Regions from separate parts of the Homo sapiens genome. Here region 1 is linked to region 2. The links are chromatin loops, found by intact Hi-C in ENCODE. Cell type or tissue: heart right ventricle. All regions are shown on one strand.

What was found. Hi-C counts contacts between places; a loop is a spot of excess contacts. Peaks named below come from ENCODE experiments on the same cell type or tissue, not always from the same donor. Only the 100,000 strongest peaks of a DNase experiment are listed, where the experiment ranks them.
Region 1: a loop joins it to region 2, with 2.5 times the contacts of the local background. A loop is called at or near these places in 45 of 110 quality-filtered maps.

The regions. Positions count from the first base shown.
Region 1 is chr12:95,811,071-95,819,070 of GRCh38, forward strand. All of the region lies in intron 2 of SNRPF-DT (SNRPF divergent transcript), which reads right to left. All of the region lies in intron 1 of LINC02410 (long intergenic non-protein coding RNA 2410), which reads left to right. Among named protein-coding and RNA genes, the nearest start is that of LINC02410, 12 kb to the left of the region's middle. In heart right ventricle, CTCF peaks have their summits at 4,745 and 4,950; no DNase peak of the experiment used is centred here.
Region 2 is chr12:95,618,941-95,626,940 of GRCh38, forward strand. No RefSeq gene overlaps it. Among named protein-coding and RNA genes, the nearest start is that of USP44, 71 kb to the left of the region's middle. RefSeq lists an enhancer at 3,807-4,761 and a silencer at 4,769-4,838. In heart right ventricle, a CTCF peak has its summit at 4,823 (motif pointing right); a DNase peak (open chromatin) is centred at 4,810; H3K27ac peaks cover 2,540 bases.

The DNA of each region.
Region 1 (8,000 bases), 190 kb after region 2:
CAGCGTTTACCAAGCTTGGTAAATAAAGCACAAGATTGTTCTCAAGAGGCATACAATCTGATTTGGCATGTAATAATTTGCACATAAAGCAATGAGAAACTACTATAAGGCAATAAAACATGCTAGAGACTGGGAGACCCAGAAAAAGAAAAAAAAAGCTGGATGGCGACTATGATAAGGTTTGGATATGCTAAAAAGGGGCAAGAAAGACATTCTCCAAAGGAATACATGAAAGTTTAAAATTAATAAGGGGCTGGGCGTGATGGCTCACACCTGTAATCCTAGCACTTTGGGAGACAGAAGAGGGAGGATTGCTTAAGCTCAGGAGTTGGAGACCAGCCTGGGTGACATACTGAGACCTCGTCTCTACTAAAGATAACAAAAATTAGCCAGGCATGGTGGCACAAACCTATAGTTCCAGCTACTCAGGAGGCTGAAGTGGGAGGCTCACTCAAGCCCCGAGGCTACAGTAAACTATGATCATGCCATTACACTCCAGAAGGAGTGTAATATCTTTTCTGTTTGCTAAAATTATACTGCTTTGGATTCACCCATTTATTTCTATCATGTTTTCTAAGAAGGAGAAAAGGCTACAAGATATTGAGATGTTCACCTGTCAATGAAAAGGAGCTATAATTTGGCCCAGAAAGAAAGTCTATTGATCCAAGGAGCAGCTTAGACACAGAGCTGTTTTCAGTATTACCCAGGTCTCATGCTATCCACCACCAGCAGTCCTCACTGAACTTCCCCCCAAGCTGAATAATTCTAAACTTTAGAAAATGCTAACAATTTTTAAAGTGTCAAGAAATTATGGTAAAATGAACACTTACATTTGGTACATGATATGAACATATACAAACAAAATATTTTACTACAGAACCATAAATTGATGGAATGATCAAATAAGATTATAGAATCATGGCTATAGAAATAGAAATACAAGGTCAGGAGCAGTGGCTCATGTCTGTAATCCCAACACTTTGGGAGGCCGAGGTGGGCAAATCATGAGTTCAAGAGATCGAGACCATCCTGGCCAATAGTGAAACACCATCTCTACTAAAAATACAAAAATTAGCTGGGCGTGGTGGTGCATGCCTGTAGTCCCAGCTACTTGGGAGGCTGCGGCAGGAGAATTGCTTGAACCTGGGAGGCAGGGGTGGCAGTGAGGTGAGATCGCGCCACTGCACTCCAGCCTGGTGACAGAGTGAGACTCTGTCTCAAAAACAAACAAACAAACAAACAAACAAAAAGAAATACAAGTCTGTTGACTAAGCCTACCATGACTCATGTAGGATGATATCGTCTAGAGAAAAACATGGCCATTAAATCAAGTACTTGTGATAACAGTCAAATGATATCAAGTTCTAAAGTCAGAGAGAAATAGTTAAATCAATAACTGAAAATTTACAGATTTTATTGGATAAATGGTGAAGTATTTAGTTGTGAAAATATAAACTTTTCTCCAGAGTTAAAATGCCTGAGTACTGACCCTCCTTTGTTTGTAATTGACAATATCCCTAAGATATTTTCTTAAAGAAAATTATCAGTATCAACATTTTAACTCTGGAGAAAAATATATATATAATGATAATTTTCTTTAAGAAAACATCCTACGGTTTTTGTCAATTACAAACAAAGAAGGGTTAGCATTCAGGTTCTTTGCCTTAAGGAAACAGAACTCTGAATGTAGAGCTCTTTATGACTCCAATAAAGGGCATATATTTTTCTGTATCTCCTAGAAAGAGGTGTGGAAGTTTTTGGTGGTTGAAGAATTAGAATCCAAGTTAGATTCTGTTCTCTTAAAACAGGATCCATTTTCCGCATGTAATTTCACAATGGGTGCTATGACCAGCTAAGCCTATAAATGATCACTGCACCAAATCAGGACTCTAATATACTACTGTTTTACTTTATATGCCTAGTACATATAGCAAAGTTGCATAACAGAAGAAAAACAAACCCTGGTTTTACCATTCTCATGGCGTTAACATAATCTCCAGTGAGTAAAATGATACTTCTTAAAAATTGGCCCAATTTATCTATTGTAACTATAGCCTATAACGTACTTTCAGTAACAGGGTGATCATGATAAAGAAGAATGCTGACCAGGTGTGGTGGCCCACACCTGTAATCCCAACACTTTGGGGGACTGAGGCAGGAGGATTGCTTAAACCCAGGAGTTTGAGAACAGCCTTGGCAACGTAGCAAGACACCATCAATACAAAAAATTTTAAAAATTGGCTGAGCAGTTGGGCGTGGTGGCTCATGCCTGTAATCCCAGCACTTTTGGAGGCCAAGGCGGGTGGATCACCTGAGGTCAGGAGTTCGAGACCAGCCTGGCCAACATGGTGAAACCCCATCTCTACTAAAAATACAAAAATTAGCTGGGTGTGGTGGCGGCATCTGTAGTCCCAGCTATTCGGGAGGCTGAGGGAGGAGAATTGCTTGAACCCAGGAGGCGTAAGTTGCAGTGAGCCAAGATCATGCCACTGTACTCCAGCTTGGGCAACAGAGTGAGACTCTGTCTCAAAAAAAAAAAAAAAAAAATTAGCTGAGCATGGTGACACCTTCTTATAGTCCTTCCTACTTCAGAGCCTGAAGTAACAGGATCACTTGAGCCCAGGAGGTCAAGGCTGCAGTGAGCCACGATCACACCACTACCCTCTATTCTGGGCAACAGAATGAAACTCCGTTTCACTAAAAAAAAAAAAAAGAAGAAGAAGAAGAAGAAGAAGAAGAAGAAGAAGAAGAAGAAGAAGAACCCTCTTTGTCATTCAACACCTGTTTTTGAAAACTTGATATGTGGCTAACAGAACAGAGTGTCCCTGGAAAGAGGTCTTTTTTTCTTTTGAGACAGTCTGACTCTGTTGCCCAGGCTGGAGTACAGTGGTGCAATCATGGCTCACCGCAGCCTCAACCTCCCAGGCTCAAGCAATCCTCCCACCTCAGCCTCCCAAGTAGATGGGACCATAGGCAGTGCCACCACACCTGGCTAATTTTCTAAAACTTTTTTGTAGAGGCAGGGTCTCACTATGTTGCCCAGGCTGGTCTCAAACTTCTGGCCTCCAAAAGTGCTGGGATTACAGGTTTGAGCCATCGTGCCCAGCCTAAGAAGTCTTTTTAATAAGGAAAGACTCTAGAACAAAGAATATAAAGGAGTTTCAAGCTTATTTGATTTGGAGGGAAAGACTCTGCAGTTCAAGCTTATTTGATTTAGAGTATCTTTACATAATGTAGTGAAATTTCATTAATTTGTATTCATACAATGAACTAATTTCACCTAGTTTGGGCTATTCTGTAATATTTATGATGCAAGAAAGTCAGTAACAAAATTATAAACTAGTTCTTTCCGGTTAGAAGGTGTAAAATGAAAACAGTTGGACAATTATTCAGGCACTAGAAAACATTATGTGGAGCAACTCCTAGGATTTGGTTTGCTCCCCACGGAAAAACAAGCTTCCAAATAAATATTTCAGCAAACAAATCTATTACTTTTTTCTTTTCTTAATTATTCTTAGAAAAAATGTACATATAAACACTTTGACTGTTATCCATAAGTCAAATATTTCCAAAGTAGACACTGCCCACGTTTGGTTAATTACCTGAATTTACAGGGTTGGTTTCCATTCCATTCATTTGCGTAGTCACGTTGTTTAGTTCACATGATACGTGCCAGCCTCAGCTGAAATTCTAGTTATTGGCAGAGTTTAAGAAAGCTTGGGAAAGGAACCTGGGCAAGTGCTTTTATCCATTCTGGTCAAGGGGTCCTGATCTGGAGTCCATGCATGAGCTTTTAGGAGGTCTGCAAATCTGCAAAACCTGCATGTAACAATTGTATGTTTTCATAAAAAAATTTTTTGAGGCAGGGTCTCACTCTGTCACCCAGGCTGGGGTACAGTGGTGTGATCTCAGCTCACTGCAACCTCTACCTCTCAGGTTCAAGCGATTCTCCTGCCTTAGCCTCCCGAGTAGATGGGACTACAAGAACGTGCCATCAAGCCCAGCTAATTTTTGTATTTTTTTGGTAGCAACAAAGTTTCACTGTGTTGGCCTGTCTGGTCTCAAGCTCCTGTCCTCAAGTGATCCGCCAACCGTGGCCCCCAAAGTGCTGGGATTACAGGTGTGAGGCACTGCACCTGGCTGATTTTTATATGTTTAGATGAAAATTTCCAGAGAGTTCACGATTTTCATGATTATCAAAGGTCACTCTCCTTCTAAAAAGGTTCAATTATTGATTTAAGGAGTTCTTATTTGTCAGTCCTTATTGGAGATCCAATGCTCCAATGAACTGAGATACAATTTTGGGTTGAAAGATCTGAAATGGTGTCTTCTCTCCACTGACCACAAGCCGGGCTTTGAAATTAGAGTCGTAACCTTTCCCTTGCAAATCCCTGGAAGGTGTGCTTTCAACAGCTCGCTGCCGTTTGAAGGAAAAACTGTTCCAAATGTAATTATATACATATTGGGGATATTAAACATTTCTTCTGCGAAAGTTTCTTGTATCCTTTGTTTATTTGGTTAACAATACTTTTGCAACCCTATTATAAGCAGTATGTGCCAAGGATAAAAGGATAAACCCAAATACACGTGTCCTTTGTCTTTCTGGATGGATATATAGCAGAGAACATTTTCATTTTTCATAATTCTCTGTATCTACTGGAGAAAGAAAATGATAAAACATACCCAAGTTTATCTAATTTCAACCAGAAACTCTCAAATGAAATGCATGAAGTAAAGTGACATCTAGTGTTGGTTAAGTGGCAGTGAAATATGTGTCAGGACAAGGCATACTTTAACTTTCTTTGAACAGACTGTTAAACTTGGCTTTGTTAAGTTGCCAACTCCGGAAAGCATAGTTTTGCTTTTAAAAATATTTTAGAGTAATTCTGAAATAATCTGAATTTAAATGCTAATAACATTGTTTTTATTTTTTCAAAATAAAATGCTTAACGCCTACAGAAAAGTCTAGAGAATGAAATAACAGTTACGTATCTACCACCCAACTCTGTCAAATCTTAACGTTTTGCTTTACTTACATCAGATATTTTAAACATAAAATGTAATAGACACATTTGATGCCTTATTAACTATTTCTGATTTCATGTCCATCTTGTTCTCTTTAGAAGTAATCAATATTTGGTTTATTATCTCTGTGACTTTTTGTATTTTTATTACATATTTGTGTACACATAAAATTTATAATATTGCACATATTTTATAGCTGATATAAGGGATACCATATGGTACAAATATTTCTGCAACTTACTTTTTCTAGTTTAATATTATGCTTTGGAGATTTCGTGATATTGGTCATCTAACTTCAGTCATTTACTGTAACTGCTGTATGTTAGCATTCCATTGAATGAATTGTACAACAATTTATTTAATTTACAGCTGATGGACATTCAGAGTGTTTTCAGTCTCTTGCTCTTACAAACCATGCTACAGTGAACACTCTTATACGTGACCCATTGTGCACACATTTGCGAGTTTCTCTAGACTGCACAACGAGGAGGTATTGCACAAGTGTATACTTTCAAAACATCTCTAGCTATTGAGCATTTGCTCTCCAAGATGGTTGTACCAATTTACACCCTAGTAGAAGTGTAAGAAAACTTCTGTGGCTTCACATTCTCGCCAGCACTTGGTATTGCCAGGCTTTTTAATTTCTGACAATCTGCTTGATGTAAAATCTTATCTCATTGTGGTTTCAATTTGCATTTCTCTGACAAGTAGTAAAACTGAGTTACTTATTTATTTATTTATTCATTTATTTTGAGACAGTCTCGCTCTGTCGCCCAGGCTGGAATGCAGTGGCGCGATCTCGGCTCACTGCAAGCTCCGCCTCCCAGGCTCACGCCATTCTCCTGCCTCAGCCTCCCGAGTAGCTGGGACTACAGACGCCTGCCACCACGCCGAGCTAATTTTTTGTATTTTTAGTAGAGACGGGGTTTCACCGTGTTAGCCAGGATGGTCTCGATCTCCTGACCTTGTGATCCACCCGCCTCGGCCTCCCAAAGTGCTGGGATTACAGGTGTGAGCCACCGCACCCGGCCGAGCTTTTTAAAAATATGTTTTTACTACTGAAGTTTCTTCCGTGAATTGCCTATTCCTATTCTATGCCTACTGGATTGCTGGCATTTTCCTTTAAGTACTTGCTGATATAAGTACTTTGTAGGCTTGATATATTGCAAATATTGTTTCTCAGTTTATGGCTTGGCTGTTCACTGTGTTCATGGCATCTTTTCATTTTAAAGCAATCGACTTTGGCTGGGCGCGGTGGCTCATGCCTGTAATCCCAGCAATTTGGGAGGTCAAGGCAGGTGGATCACCCGAGGTCAGGAGTTTGAGACCAGCCTGGCCAACCTGGTGAAATCTGTCTCTACTAAAAATACAAAAATTAGCCAGGCGTGGTGGTGTGTGCCTGTAATCCCAGCTACCCAGGAGGCTGAGGCAGGAGGATCACTTGGAACCCAGGAGGCAGAGGCTGCAGTGAGCCGAGATTGTGCCACTGCACTCCAGCCTGGGCGACAGAGCAAGACTTTGTCTCAAAAAAATAAATAAATAAATAAACAAAAAATAATCAACTTTATGAATCTTTCCCTTTTTATTGCTTATTTTAAAATCTTTTTCCTTTTTTTTGAGGCGGTGTCTTGCTCTGTTGCCCAGGCTGGAGTGCAGTGGCACGATCTTGGCTCACTGTAACCTCTGCCTTTGGGGTTCAAGTGATTCTCCTACCTCAGCCTCCTAAGTAGCTGGGATTACAGGCGTCTATCACGATGCCCAGCTAATTTTTGTATTTTTAGTAGAGATGGTGTTTCACAATGTTGGCCAGGTTGGTCTCGAACTCCTGACCTCAAGTGATCTGCCTGCTTCGGCCTCCCAAAGTGCTGGGATTACAGGCTTGAGACACTGTGCCTGGCCTTAAAATCTTTATTAAGCTTTTCTCCTTTATTTTCTCTTAAAATGTTTAAAGTTTTTTTTTCCTTATTTAGGTTTCTAAATTATAAACTTTTCTGTATTGTGTGAGGTAGAAAATTCGATTCCTTTTGTATCATGGATAATGACTGTCCTAGCATTATTTATTGAAGAAACCATCCTTTCCTCATTGTTCATTTTAGCTCATCACCAAAGTCACTTATGAAATTAATTTGGGGCCAGGCACAGTGTTCACACCTGTAATTCCAATACTTTTGGAGGTCAAGGCAGGAGGATTGCTTGAGGCCAGGAGTTCGAGACTAGCCTCGAAAACAAAGTGAGACTCCCATCTCTACAAAAACTTTTCTAAAATTAGCCCAGCACAGTGATGTGTCTGCCATTGCATTATTTGGGAGGCTGAGGCAGGAGGATTGCTTGAGCCCAGGAGTTTTAGGCCGCAGTGAGCTTTGATGGCACCACTGCACTCAAGCCTGAGTGACAGATCTTTAAAAAAGAAAAAAATAATAACTTTGTAAGATTTGTCTTGCATAGCACTACCTGGCTCCTGAGGTTCCCTCAGTTAAGTCAGGTGTGTATACTGACTTCCACCTATGGGTTCATCCCTACTCACATGCTGAGCCTGTTTTGCTATCTGTTGTCTGAGAAATATTGGTCAGCATCAGGACCATTATTCCTAGTGTTTCCATACTCCATTCCTGCGTTCTGGCCATTTGTTTTTTCTTGGGGTCCAATCCTTGTTGTTTGCGCTCCTATTCTAGGTTCTGAGCTAGGATGGCCAACCATCCTGGTTTTCCCAGGACCAAACTACCTGGTTTCCCCAAATGCAAGACTTTATGTGCTAAAACTGTGACCATCCCTGGCAAACTTGGCCTGGATGGTTGGTCACTTTAGATGTATCCTGTGGTTTTTGCTTCCTCTTGTGTTGACCTCTTGACTGTCTAGTTTGGTGTTTTCTCTGTGCTCACAAATCATATTTACCTTGAACTTGTATTCGTTGAGTGCCTATGATGTCAGAGGCTGTATGAAGCATTTTCATATGTGGTATCTCATTCAACCGTTAG
Region 2 (8,000 bases):
GTAATAGGAAACAGTTTGAAGGAATTTGCACAGTGAAAATATTTCAAAACTGTATCATCAAAATTCAGTAAAGGAACAAACCAACCAAACTGGCAAAATACAATTTTGCATCATTAAATAATTTTTTTGTCTTTTTTTTTTTGCAAATGTATATCAGTGTACTTCTTCACCAGACAATTTTGGCACAGTCTTCTATATTCTCCTTATTGCTTAGAAACCATAGAATGCAAACAAGTGCCTTACACAATTCTGTACCCTACAAAAGACCCGTGGCAGAACGAAATACTGCTTATTAGGTGGTATAGGGAAGGAGTAAGATGACGTTCCTTTTCTCTTTTTTTGAGACAGGATCTCACTCTGTCACCCAGGCTGGAGTGCAGTGGTGCAATCTTGGCTCACTGCAACTTCCACCTCCTGGGTTCAAGTGATTCCCGTGCCTTAGCCTCCCGTGTAGTTGGGACTACAGGTGCCTGCCACAACGCCCAGCTCATTTTTTTTTTGTATTTTTAATAGAGACAGGGTTTCACCATGCTGGCCAGGCTGGTCTCAAACTCCTGACCTCAGGTGAACCACCTGCCTCCGCCTTGCAATGTGCTGGGACTACAGACATGAGCCACCATGCCCAGCCTCTGTCGTTTAAAATCAATTTCGGGCTGGACGTGGTGGCTTATGTTTGTAATCCCAGCACTTTGGGAGGCCAAGATGAGAGGATTGTTTGAGGCCAGGAGTTCAAGACCAGCCTGGTCAACATAGTGAGACCCTATCTCATATTAATTTAAAAACAACAACAGCAACAAAAATCAATTTCAAAGGGTTACACTTTATTGTAGCATTGAAAAAAGTTACTGTGTATTTGGAAGGGCATGGACATATAGCTATGAGATATAAATTTCTTATAAGGGAACAAAAGTTGTCACTGGAAGACTGGCTTCCTCTTCATATTTCTTGATTAGCAAAAGTCATATGCTTTATTGCAGTGGTCCCCAACCTTTTTGACATCAGGGTCTGGTTTCATGGAAGACAATTTTTCTATGCACTGGTGGGGAAGGGGAATGGTTTTGGGATGAAACTGTTCCACCTCAGATCATCAGGCATTAGTTAGAGTCTCATAGGAAGCGCACAACCTAGATCCCTTGCATGCATAGTTCACGATAGGGTTCGAGCTCCTATGAGAATCTAACACTACTGCTGATCTGACAGAAGGCAGAGCTCAGGCAGTGATGCTCACTCACTGTTCATTTCCTGCTGTGCAGCCGGTTCCTAACAGACCACAGACCGGTACCAGTCCATGGCCTGGGGGGCTGGGGACCCCTGCTTTACAGGTTCCAAGAAGGGGAGCCACTCACAAATACATTATTTGATTTTGTCACTGTGATGCAGAAAGCGATTATGTCAAGGGCCTGGCAATGCAATGAAAGGAAATGGAAGTTGCCAAGTATAGGAGACATTGGTATGACTGATCACATATCATGAAAAACTCAGGCACTAGAATATGTCAACATTTTCTAGCTAATATTTGAAGAAAGCTGCCTAACTTCCAGTCACGTGTAATTTTACTGAGAAATAAAAACAAATGCAGAAAGCAGAAACAATGTGGTTTTTTTTTCTGAGATGGAGTCTTGTTCTGTCACCCAGGCTGGAGTGCAGTGGCACGATCTTGGCTCACTGCAGCCTCCGCCTCCTGGGTTCAAGCCATTCTCCTGTCTCAGTCTCCCAAGTAGCTGGGACTACAGGCATGCACCACCACTCCCAGCTAATTTTTGTAATTTTAGTAGAGATGGGGTTTCACCATATTGGCCAGGTTGGTCTCGAACTCCTGACCTCAGGTGATCTGCCTGCCTCAGCCTCCCAAAGTGCTGGGATTACAGCCGTGAGCCACCGCTCCCGGCCACAACCTGGAATTCTTTAATATGCCTTGACATTATCCTGTTAGTCCGCAAAGTGGTAAAGATGAGCAAGTTTTATGGTACATGGAGGTTCGCCACTGGATGCCGTACACCATGCTGTCCGTAAGAAGTGATTTGGAAGTTCATGAGGAAGAGAAGCCTCAAACTTTGATTGTAACAGAACACAACAAAGTGGAATATAATTGCATGAATAAATGTATGCTGTGGTTGATTGGTAAAACATTTTTGTGTGCATTTAATATACTGGTCGTTTTTGGAAAAAATAACAACCCTGCACCATATTGATGGTCTGTCTAAAAATCGATCACATTTTAGGATCAAAGAATTCAAAATGTCTCTTTTCTAGGTATGGGGCTTTCTCTTCTGTTACCACCTGCTTTTTCTTAAGGAATTCTGCTGTATTTCCAGTTCAAGGAAGGGATATAGGCTTTATGTTTTTTTTTTTTTTTTGAGATGGGGTCTTGCTGTGTTGCCCAGGCTGGAGTGCAGTGGTCTGATCATGGCTCACTGCAGCCTTGACCTCCTGAGCTCAAGCGATCCTCCAACCTCAGCCTCCTAAGAGGCTAACTAAGGAGCACACCACCATTCCTGGGTGATTTTTATTTTTTAAATTTTTTTTGTAGAGACAGGTTGTCACTACATTGCCCACATGGGTCTCGAACTCCTGGACTCAAGTGATTCTCCTGCCCTGGCCTTCCAAAGTCCTGGGATTACAGGTGTGAGCCACCACACCTGGCCTTAGGCATCATCTTTATCTTATAACAGAGGAGAGACTATAAAAAAAACTGGGTTAGACTTGAGCAAGCTCAGCTGGGACTGTCAAGGCCTGACCTGAGGTGTTATTTAGGAAAAGAATAATCCCGACTTTTGGAAGCATATTAAAGTGATTGTCCTGAGTCTCTGAGAGCAAGATCATACCTTTGTGGATTTCGGAGGTGGTCTCCATCATGGCAGTGGTAATTCCCAGGTCAGTCGTCTTGGAAGAAACAATTCCTGGGACTGGAAATAAGGACTTGGGCAAGCCTTAGCCTAAGGACAAAAGGAGAACTCTTTCTCTGGGTCTTTTGGCATTTTGCCTGGGAGGGCTTTACTTAGCAGACATACCAGTATACTTCCAGTGGTGGGGGTGGGACAATGTTTGACGGAATAATGCAGGTTGAAATCTATGCATGGAAGGTTTCCCCGTGTTGGGACCTGGTTCTCTAGGCGCTAAGAAGAGCCACATCTTATAACAGTTAAAAATTATTCTTCATGCCAGTGGTTCAAATATTAATGCGCATGAGCCAGGAACTGTGGCTCATGCCTGTAATCCCAGCACTTTGGGAGGCCAAGGTGGGCAGATCACGAGGTCAGGAGATCGAGACCATCCTGGCTAACACGGTGAAACCCCGTTTCTACTAAAAATACAAAAAATTAGCTGGGCGTGGTGGCGCATGCCTGTAATCCCAGCTACTCAGGAGGCTGAGGCGAGAGAATGGCGTAAACCCGGGAGACAGAGCTTGCAGTGAGCCGAGATGGTGCCACTGCCCTCCAGCCTGGACGACAGAGCGAGACTCTGTCTCAAAAAAAAAAAAAAAAATTCAAAAAGAAAAACCAAAAACAAATATTAATGTGCATAAATACCACCTGGGAAGTTTGCCATCTATGCAGATATCTGACCCACTTCCAGAAATTCTAATTAAAATTTGAAGTATTTAATGGGCATGGTGGCTCACACCTGTAATCCCAGCACTTTGGGAGGCTGAGGTGGGAGGATTGCTTTGAGACCAGGAGTTTCAGACCAGCCTGGGCAACATGGTGAAGCCCTGTCTCTATAATACACGAATTAGCCAGGCGTGTTGGTGTGCACCTGTAAGTCTCAGTTACTCGGGAGGCTAGGGTAGAAGGATAGATTGAGTCTGGGAGGTTGAGGTTGCAGTGAGCCAAAATTGCGCCAGTGCGCTCCAGCCTAGGCAACAGAGTGAGACTCTGTCTCAATAACAATAATAATAATAATAATAAATAAAATTCTGAATGTGGTCCTTAATCTTATTTATAACAAACACCCTAGATAATTCTAATTCATTTAGTTCACATTTTAGAAGATAGGTGATCTTATATTGTCTCCAGTTGGTTGCTTTTGAACCTTTGTGGAAGCCTTAGGTGGTGTTCTGCTGTGATGAGTCAGTCACTAGAGGAGCCTGTTGTGGGGTTACAAAGGTGTGGCAAAAGGGAGGACGATGCCTCCTCCTATGGTCAGAGCAGTGGGAGCGGTGGTGAGCAAGCTATGTTCTGTAGAGTGGCTGTCTCACTAGGGACATTGTGAGAGGCAGTGGCCTGAGTCAGGTTCCCGGATAGGTGGTAAAGTTGAAGTCTGCAAAGGTTTTTCAGAGGAAGAAATAAGAAGAATTAATTTTGGAGTCAAGGATCCAGACAGTGTAGCATAAAAGGGCTCAAGAGCACAAAGTGGTCTCCAAAAGATGGAAAAACTACCAATTAGCCAGGCGTGGTGGTGTGCACCTGTAGTCCCAGCTGCTTGGGAGGCTGAGGTGAGAGGATCACTTGAGCCTGGGAGGTTGAGGCTGCAGTGAGCTGTCATCACGCCACTGGACTCCAGCCTGGGTGACAGAGCAAGACCCTGTCTCAAAAAACAAAGCAAGACTGCTCTTCCTCCCCACTCTATCCCCAGATGTTAAGTAGTCAGCAAAGACTAATTTCAGTTTCCCTTAAGGGTGACAATCAGGAATAGAAGATACTGCTGCTTTTGGGAACCGCTCTTATTAACTAGGGCTGCCTTGGCAGCTCCCAGGGGTGCTGTGTCTTGACAACCTTCTCCTGTTTTTGTGTTTGGTAACTACCCCACCCCAACCCCTACCCTCTACCGCCCACGCCTCCTCAAACCTCCTCAAGCAGCCCAATGACCAGACACCGCAGCGTCGCCTCTAGAGGGCGCTTGAGTCTCTACCAAATCCCTGAGTGGCCTCACCAGTTTGGGATTCCATTTACATTCCAAGAAATTCCTTTTTAAAGGTTACACAAGAGAGGCAGGCCTGTGGAGCCCTAATTGGTGTTCTTCAGTTGCCAAGCCCAGGCCTAGGTTCTTTCTCTCTCCTTGAGGTCAGGAAATCTTTTTTTTTTTTTTTTTGAGTCAGAGTCTCGCTCTTTCGCCCAGGCTGGAGTGCAATGGCCCGATCTCCGCTCACTGCAACCTCCGCCTCCCGGGTTCAAGCGATCTCCTGCCTCAGCCTCCCGAGTACCTGGGATTACAGGCGTCTGCCACCACACCTGGCTAATTTTTGTAGCTTTAGTAGAGACGGGGTTTCACCACGTTGGTCAGGTTGGTCTCGAACTCCTGAGCTCAAGTGATCCACCCACCTCGGCCTTCCAAAGTGCTGGGATTACAGACCTGAGCCACCGCACCCGACCTAGGAAATATTCTTGAATTTTCCAAAGGTACTCCCTTTCCAGTGCTCCCACCTCCTCCCTGCACCTGCAGGGTGTTGGCGGTGGAGACTCCCACCTTCTTCCATCAGGACCCATTCTCAGGAGTCTAGTGGTCTTGGTAACAGCCCTAATCTCCTTTTTCTGTGTTTTCCCTAGAAGGGTGCAGGACCCTAGAGGTTGCCTGGGCTCAGGGACTGCTGTAAGGGTGGATCTCAGAGCATCCTATGGTAGGTCTGCAAACTAAACCCTGAAAATCAGCCCCCAGAAGTCCCAGTAATGTCCATTTCTAGGCAAGAATAATTAAAAAGTTCTTTTATGTCAACCCAAAGAAAGGCAGTTTTGACCTTTTTGTCCTCGACACATTGTTTGCTCGAAGTAAGAAATGTTCACGTGGAATAGCTGCCATTAATATGGGTGACCTCAAGGTTAGTATCGCTCAGGGAATGCCTTTCATTGTTCTGTATTGTTTGTTTCCCTTTTGTGAAATTCTGTGGCCAAGGGAACTGCATAGTTCCAGGATGCGGTCCAGTAGCACATTACTAATTGCATACTTTAAAATACAGATTTATGCTGCTTCGTTGGGCCATACCAGGAGAGAAACCAGTGCAGGGGGCTATAAAGCGTCAAGGTTATAAACTTCATGGGGCTTTCAGGCAAATAAGGAATTTTTATTAATTCTTTAAATGCAAATGTCCAGTAATGTCTCCACTTGCCCCACCCCCTGCAGCGCTCCAGGTAGGAAAGAATTGCAACCTGCTAGCTGGTGGCCGAATGGAAAAAAGAGTGATTATTCATGGGGTCTCTGATGTCAAATAGTACATACAGCTGAATATAAAAGACCCTCCTTCTCCCCCACAACCTACTCCTTTGCTAAGAGCACAGGTATGAAACACAGATGCAAAATGGAGGAATCCCTCTCATTTGTCCCCCTGGCAGGACATATTTTAGAATAAAACCGGCAAGTACCTTGGCAGGCACCCAGCGTATCAGGTAAATTGTTAACTATCCGACTATTCTTTTACAAGAGCAAAATTGAGTGTGATATTAAAGCAAAGCCTCTTTATTTTAAATTATTAGTTCATAGTCTTGCTTTGGAGATCCCCAAAATGTCCATGCTAAGAACTTTGAAAAGCAGGCTTTTCTTTTTTCTTTTTGAACAATAGACATAAAATTCCAGACCTAGAGTGACAAATCAACACGTATCAGTTACTTTCATTGTCAAGGGCATTTTGGGTGTTCACACTTTATCACATTACTGGTAACCAAGTATTATTCCTGACCTGTGTGTTTGTTTATAATGTATACAGCAGAAGTTTGCTGGCTAAAGAAGGAAGCAACTGCTAATTCTGAGGAGTCAGAGACAGGGTGCTCCCATCCACCTGTGAGCATTGTCTGTAGACACAATAAATAGCACATCTTGCATGTATCTGTGCTCGATGAGGTCAGGCGCCGTATTGGTTTTACCTGTGTGTCTTCAGTGCCTACCTCAGTGCCTGCTACATATTAGGCATTCCATAAGTCAATAAATTCATAAAAGGAATAATAAACACGAGTTTCCTATCTGCAAATGCTATTGTAATAAAATACAAATTTATTTTATTTTATTATTATTATTTTTTGAGACGGAGTTGCGCTCTTGTCGCCCAGGATGGAGTGCAATGGCATGATCTCAGCTCACTGCAACCTCCGCCTCCCGGGTTCAAGCGATTCTCCTGTCTCAACCTCCCATCTCAGCCTCCCGGGTAGCTGGGATTAGAGGCGCATGTCACCACGCCCGGCTAATTTTTGTATTTTTAGTAGAGACAGAGTTTCATCATATCGGTCAGGCTGCTCTCAAACTCCTGACCTCAGGTGATCCGCCCGCCTTGGCCTCCTAAAGTGCTGGGATTACAGGTGTGAGCCACCGTGCCTGGCCTTGTTATTATTTATTTATTTATTTATTTGAGACAGGGTCTCCCTCTGTCTCCCAGGCTGGAGTGCAGTGGTGCCATCTCAGCTCACTGCAACCTCAGCCTCCCAGGTTCAAGTGATTCTTCCGCCTCAGCCTCCTGAGTAGCTGGGATTACAGGCGTGCCACCACAGCCCCGCTAATTTTTTTTTTTTTTTTGAGACGAAGTCTCGCTCTTGTCCCCCAGGCTGGAGTGCAATGGTACTATCTCCATACACAGATAATTTTTGTATTTTTAGTAGAGATGGGGTTTCACCATGTTGGCCAGGCTGGTCTCGAACTCCTGACCTCAGGTGATCCGCCTGCCTTGGCCTCCCAAAGTGCTGGGATTACAGGCATAAGCCACTGCGCCCAGCTGTCATCATATTTTTTATTGTGGTAAAATATAACATAAAACTTACTATTTTAATCATTTTTAAGTGTACAGTTATTGTGGCATACTGGTTCTAAATAGATTCTTAGAGTGCAAATACTACCCTGGGGGTGGGGGGTTCTCAAAATTCTTTATGCTAAGGATCTTCAGACCTACTGTGGTTGGAAATCATTGGTAGTCTATTTCCTAATAAGAAGTCATCTAATCTTGCAGGAGTTTGAGACCAGCCTGGACCACATGGTGAAACCTTGTCTCTACAGAAATTACAAAAATTAGCTGGCATGGTAGTGCATGCTTGTGGCCCCAGCTACTTGGGAGGCTGAGGTGGGATGATCATCTGAGCCCAGGG